Linked DNA regions of Homo sapiens: region 1 is linked to region 2. Evidence: chromatin loops called from intact Hi-C (ENCODE). Cell type or tissue: GM12878. All regions are shown on one strand. Links, peaks and the distances in the headings refer to the core of each region. The heading gives the core; the rest is flanking DNA. Region 1 has its middle 190 kb from the start of DIRC3-AS1. Region 2 has its middle 120 kb from the start of DIRC3-AS1.

What was found. Hi-C counts contacts between places; a loop is a spot of excess contacts. Peaks named below come from ENCODE experiments on the same cell type or tissue, not always from the same donor. Only the 100,000 strongest peaks of a DNase experiment are listed, where the experiment ranks them.
Region 1: a loop joins it to region 2, with 3.0 times the contacts of the local background. A loop is called at or near these places in 5 of 110 quality-filtered maps.

What each region holds. Positions count from the first base shown.
Region 1 is chr2:217,088,594-217,091,508 of GRCh38, reverse strand. No RefSeq gene overlaps it. Among named protein-coding and RNA genes, the nearest start is that of DIRC3-AS1, 190 kb to the left of the region's middle. In GM12878, for the core only: no CTCF peak of the experiment used is centred there; a DNase peak (open chromatin) is centred at 1,188; H3K4me3 peaks cover 510 bases; H3K27ac peaks cover 825 bases.
Region 2 is chr2:217,160,910-217,163,824 of GRCh38, reverse strand. No RefSeq gene overlaps it. Among named protein-coding and RNA genes, the nearest start is that of DIRC3-AS1, 120 kb to the left of the region's middle. RefSeq lists an enhancer at 2,085-2,379. In GM12878, for the core only: no CTCF peak of the experiment used is centred there; no DNase peak of the experiment used is centred there.

The DNA of each region.
Region 1 (2,915 bases), core at 128-2,627, 72 kb after region 2:
TCTCCTCTCTGGGCAGTGCTTTTCCTTTCTCTCTTCTCTCACCTCTCTAAGTTCTCAGATTCTTTGGAAATTCCTGTTTCTTTTGTAACTTTCCCATCGATCTCCTCTTCCCAACCACTTACATTAAAAAACAAACAAACAAAACTCACTGTAGACACTGCAGAGAGGGTCAAGTAGGCAACAGTCTATCCCATACCCTTAGCCATAGGCAGCACTTTACATTCTCAGCTGACTACCGTGACACCCAGACATACCTTCCCAAGGATTACCTGTTTGGGGTTCTCAGCTCCAGGCCTTGCTTTCTGTCAAATAGGAGCCTAAGCATCCAAATCTCTCCACCAAAGCCTATGCCTGACTATACCAAGACTCAGTTGTTTACTCTCTTAAGTAGATAGAAACAAACATCTTTGACTTACCTGAAGCACAAACATAGGTGAGGACATTTCTACATCTCTCCCTTAGATAAATCAAAATTAATAAGGTGTGAGCAAGCAGGATAATCTCACTCAGAACCTCAGGGCAGACCAAGCAAGAGATGAACTATTATGAGTCTGAATCCTAAAGATTCCATTGGTGTATTGCCCTACGGATTCATGTTTTTGTGCGTTTTAATGTGAAGCATTCAGCTGTGACTTGGCCTGAGAGAGGGTGGGGGTGCTCAGAAATAAAGAGAGATACCAAGCTAACATGCCGCAAACTCAGCTTCCCAGTGACTTGCACCCTGAGAAATTCAATTATCACTTCTCAGACACACAGCCCAGAGGGACTCACAGGTCTTGGATAAGGTGCCAAAAATAAGGAAAATAAAAAATATAAAGAAATTTAAAAACTCCTGATCCTGCAAAGCATTTGCTTGATAATGCAAACTGAAAACTTGACGAGCTTCCATGAACTGGGAAGAGCACACAAGCTTACCTTTCTTACCCTCCACAAAAGAAAAGAAAAGCTCAAAACAGAAAAGCAAACAAGCAAGCAGCAACAACTGAAACAAATGTATACACTTTAGTTTTGTAGGGTGAAGTGGAAGGATAAGGCATGGCATAGGGCTTTAAGCAGTAGTTAGGTTCTACTATTAATAGATCATTCTCTTAACCTCTCTGACCATGTGTTTCATTGTCTATGTGTAACCCTAATAAACTCAGAGACCCATGTGCTTCAGTCTCAGAGCAGTTTCAGATTTAAGCAGCAATGTCCCCAAACTGAAAGTAACAAAGATGGAATTCTATTTATTATTCATGCCGCTCTGAAGACACTAAAGGGGATGAAAATATATGGTTCTCAGAAACACTTATGCAAATTCTCTTGCGTCTCCAACCTACTTTCTTATCGTAGCTGCTCTGGTTCTGATCTCCAGGGAGAAAATAAAAGGCTTCCTCTTTCACTCCTTACTCATACAGTTTTCTGCCACTTCCGTCCTCCCTCCCTACCCTCCAGTACTGTTATACGTAGATTTATCTCTTCTATCATCAAAAAGAATCTTTCCTCTTCGAAGACCATAGGAGGTGAAAATTGGACTAGCATTTACAGGATTCTTTTTGGTGAGGTTGGAAAAGGAATAAGTCTATAAGCATTTCTAAATTATTTATTCCTATATTATTAATTTTTGTCCCATAACAGGAAATGTGATCCTCTAATCTCTCCTTGCTTACATCACCAGTTTGTTGTATAGATCAAATAAAATGTTGCACATTCCTTTAGGAAATCATACATCACTATAATCATGTACAGTATTTTTATATGAATCTATGGTAAAAGGATGGGCATAATTTCCCTTTCTTGGATGCCAAGTCAAAAATATGGGGACAGGAAGGGAAGAGTTTCTTTCTAAAATAACTTTAAATAATTATACCTCTGAAACTGGTAAGCATATCCCTGTATTTTTTTAAGATGCCTTTTTGTTACTTTTCCAGATTTGTCACTCCTAAGAATCAGGTTTTGTTTTTGTAATATTGTGCATCTGTAAATTGAATGCTGCATTAATTAAGTAGCTAATCCATCCAACTAATAAAAATTTGTCACTAAATTAGCAATTCCTTCTCACATTAAAAAAAAATGTCTTTCATGAGTCAGGCACTGGTGTTAAATAAATCATAGTCCTTTCCTAAAGGAACTCACAATCTAGTGGCTGAGGTGACAATGTAAGCAGATATTTTAAGTCATTAATTCCTGATGGAGCAAATTCCAAGGAGAAAGGTGGGAATTAAGAGCCCAGACTACTGATGAAGCTACTGTTATTGTTGATACCTAACCCAGGTCCTAATTCTCCTGTGGACTAACACATCCAGAGGGAGCTCAACAGCTGTGGCAGATACTGTCGTTTGGCCATGCTTTAGCTATTTACATCACCTCTTCCTCTGCCCACGTCATACAATAGAGACTGAAATGTACAACTCACAGTTTCTAGCTTCCCTTGAAGTTGAGGTATCTATGGAACTCAGTTCTGGCCATTAGGGAAGTCTATTGAAGAGCTTTGTAAAAAAATTATTCCCGGCCGGGCACGGTGTCTCATGCCTGTAATCCCAGCAGTTCGGGAGGCCGAGGCAGGCGGATCACGAGGTCAGGAGATCGAGACCATCCTGGCTAACATGGTGAAACCCCGTCTCTACTAAAAATACAAAAAACTAGCCGGGTGTGGTGGGAGGTGCCTGTAGTCTCAGCTACTCGGGAAGCTGAGGCAGGAGAATGGCGTGAACCCAGGAGGCGGAGCTTGCAGTGAGCTGAGATTGCGCCACTGCACTCCAGCCTGGGGAACAGAGCGAGACTCCACCTCAAAAAAAAAAAAAAAAAAAAAAAAATTACTCCCTTGCAAAAGAAAAGAGAAGCAGAAGAAGGAAAATTTCCTGCTTGGTACCACTTTTTATTTCCAACCTTTGAAGACATGATGTGCAATTATACAACATGCATTCTGCAAATAC
Region 2 (2,915 bases), core at 271-2,770:
AAGAAAGAAAAATGTAGGGAATTTGAGTTCTACTTCACCAAGGGCTTAGGATGGAGAATAGGAAAGTTCTGCAGGATCTTGGCTGAGCAGTGGTTTTCTGCTTCTTTAAACGTCAAAATTAACCTGATTGAGTGAACTATTCAAAAAGCACATCCATCAATTTTTGTTTCATCTGAGGTTTGGAGTGCCAAGGACTTACAACATAAGGCCTCAGACCACTCTGGTTTAATGCCAGGGGATACTTAGGGGTTCCTGGGGATGGTAATTATGATCATAACCCTCTGCCTGCCAAACTCCTATGCACTACACCCAACCCAGATGCTACTCTTCCTGTGAGATCTTACCCAGATCCTCTCTGGTTCCTCTGTGGTCCTCTAACACTTGGTGTGGCTTCTTTGGCTTAACTGGACAAGTCACCACGTTAATTCATTTATTTTCCTTCATTAAAAAAATTGTTCACCCATGACCTCTGCAAAAATAAATAAATAAAATAGAAAGAAATGCGTAAAAACAAAACCTACCCTTTACTCTCTCCTCTCAGAAGAGAGAACCACCGTTTGTAATCAGCACAAGGAAAGTGGGAACACTAAAGAAATCACTATAAGATAGCAGCTGCCCTCAAAACTAAAACCAGTCACTTTAAAATACATGCTCCCGTGTGATCCCTGGATGAGGTTCTTTTCTCTTTAGTAAAACGGAGATTTTCAGGATTCAACCCGGAGAGGTAAAATCACTGAGCTTATAAATGAGGAAACTGGAATCAAAGACCTGAATTTTTGTCTTTTCCTTTTTCCCACCATGTTGTGTCCCAGTGTGCCCCAGCATCCTTAGAGACAAAGGCCTGGAGGAAGCACAAAGAGACTTCTATTTTCATCTTTTGGTTCTAGCAAGATGAGGATCAGCAGGCAGGCAGACACACTTGGGAATAATGGCTCTGCTCTCTCAACCGAGCCCCCGCCCCAGTGCCTTCATCCCCACTTTGGGGTGACCTCGGCAGAACAAGCTCTCTCTGTAATGATCACTTCGTCAGCAGGGGCTGTGTATTTAGTAGCAGGAAATATAAGCTTTTGTGGTCAGTGTGACGTCACCCCACCCACTAAACAGGCCTTTATAATTTGACCACAAAAAGGCTTGAAAGGGATAGACACATACACGCAGGGAAGGAGGCGATAGGACTGTCAACAGTTGTCTGTGTAGTGAAAGGAGCATTGTGTCTTCCAAATGTTTCCCGAAAGCCTGATGTTTGGTCTGCTGTAGACAAAACATCTGGATGATATATGGCGATTTCTCTTTGTATTTGAGTGCCCCAACTCATCTCCTTCCTTTCTCCTCTCTCTTTTCTACCTCTCGTTTTCTCTTTTCCTCATTCCCTTCATCCTCCTGCTTCCCTTTTTTCTCTTTTTACTCTGACTTAATCTAAAATAGACAAGTATATATTTTTAAATCATTGAGTTGTTTTCAAATGTTTTCACATGATGTGCATGTGAGCACACACATACACACACCAATTTTACTGTTATTTTCCTAGATACTTTACTGTTAGAGGGAGAGAAAAAGGAGAAGGGGTGACAGAGAGAGAGTAATTTTAAAAGACATAGCTAACATATCAATGTATCATTAAAAATTGCTTTCCATAAATGTCTTGGTTTTATAACTAATTCTGTAGAGGAGCAGAGCTAAATGGCCCAGTACCTTTTAGTGTCACATTGTGCAAGTTCAAGATAATATACTGCTGGATATTTCACTTTATCTTTTGTTTTCCTTTTTATTTTAAATGAAGAAAGGCACATGCTAGGCATTAATATGAACACTCCCATTAAGTACAAAGAGAAAAATAAAATAAAGATTGATTGACATGGACAAGTAAACAAAAAAAGCAGATAACCTGAAAAAGGAGGGTAGAGAGAAACTGAAAGAAATTGTCTATACGCTACCTCTGTATAAACTTTTTACTAGTTTTTCAGATCTTTGAGCCTAGGAGGGGAGAGAGAGAAAGAGAGAGAAAAGAGACAGAGAGAAAGAGAGAGAGAGAGAGAGAGAGAGAGAGAGCAAGAGAAAGAGAGATGAACATGAGAGGTGATGGCTGACGTGTCTGACCTCTGAATTAGGCTGCTGGAAAAATATGGCTTCCCCTGATTTGTGCCGCTGTGGAAAACCCCCTCCCAGGACTTCAAGCTTTCCTCTGAGGCACAGGCAGCAGGAAACACCTGCTTCACTTCTCCCCTGATGTTTTTTCCCCTTTTAGGGAGTCTGGGTCTCCTCCCCCTCCCTTTCTGCAGTGCACAAATGGACAAGCAGTTTTCCACATGCCCCAATCTTTCCTAAGAAAGGAAGTACGGAATCATCTATTAGCGACTGATGCACTTTGATGGCTTCCTTACCCCCACTTCCTTATTTTCTCTTCCAATTGACCTTTATTATAGCTTCCTCAACCCAGTTCCGCTTCCCAGCTCTTGTACTAATAATATTTTTCTCCAGAATAAATGAAGCATAAGAAGTCTATCCAAAAAAACTGAGAGGCAAGTGTACATACTGTTTGTCATGATTCCTTATTTTGGGTTTTGCCATTCGCCTCCCTGCAACAAAGGGGGAAGCAAATGCAATTCCAGTTTGGAAAGGCATGACAGACAGTTGCAGTATGCATCAGATCAAGATAGCAGCCTTCAAATATCCTCCCAGTGGAGAGGCACTGAGCTATTAGCAACTTTCTTTTTTTTCCTCCTTCTTTTTTTTTTTTTTTTTTTTTTGAGACAAAGACTCTCTCTGTTGCCCAGGCTGAAGTGCAGTGGCATGATCTTGGCTCACTGCGACCTCTGCCTCCCGGGTTCAAGAGATTCTCCTGCCTCAGCCTCAGGAGTAGCTGAGACTACAGGCGTGTACCACCACACCTGACTAATTTTTTGTATTTTTAGTAG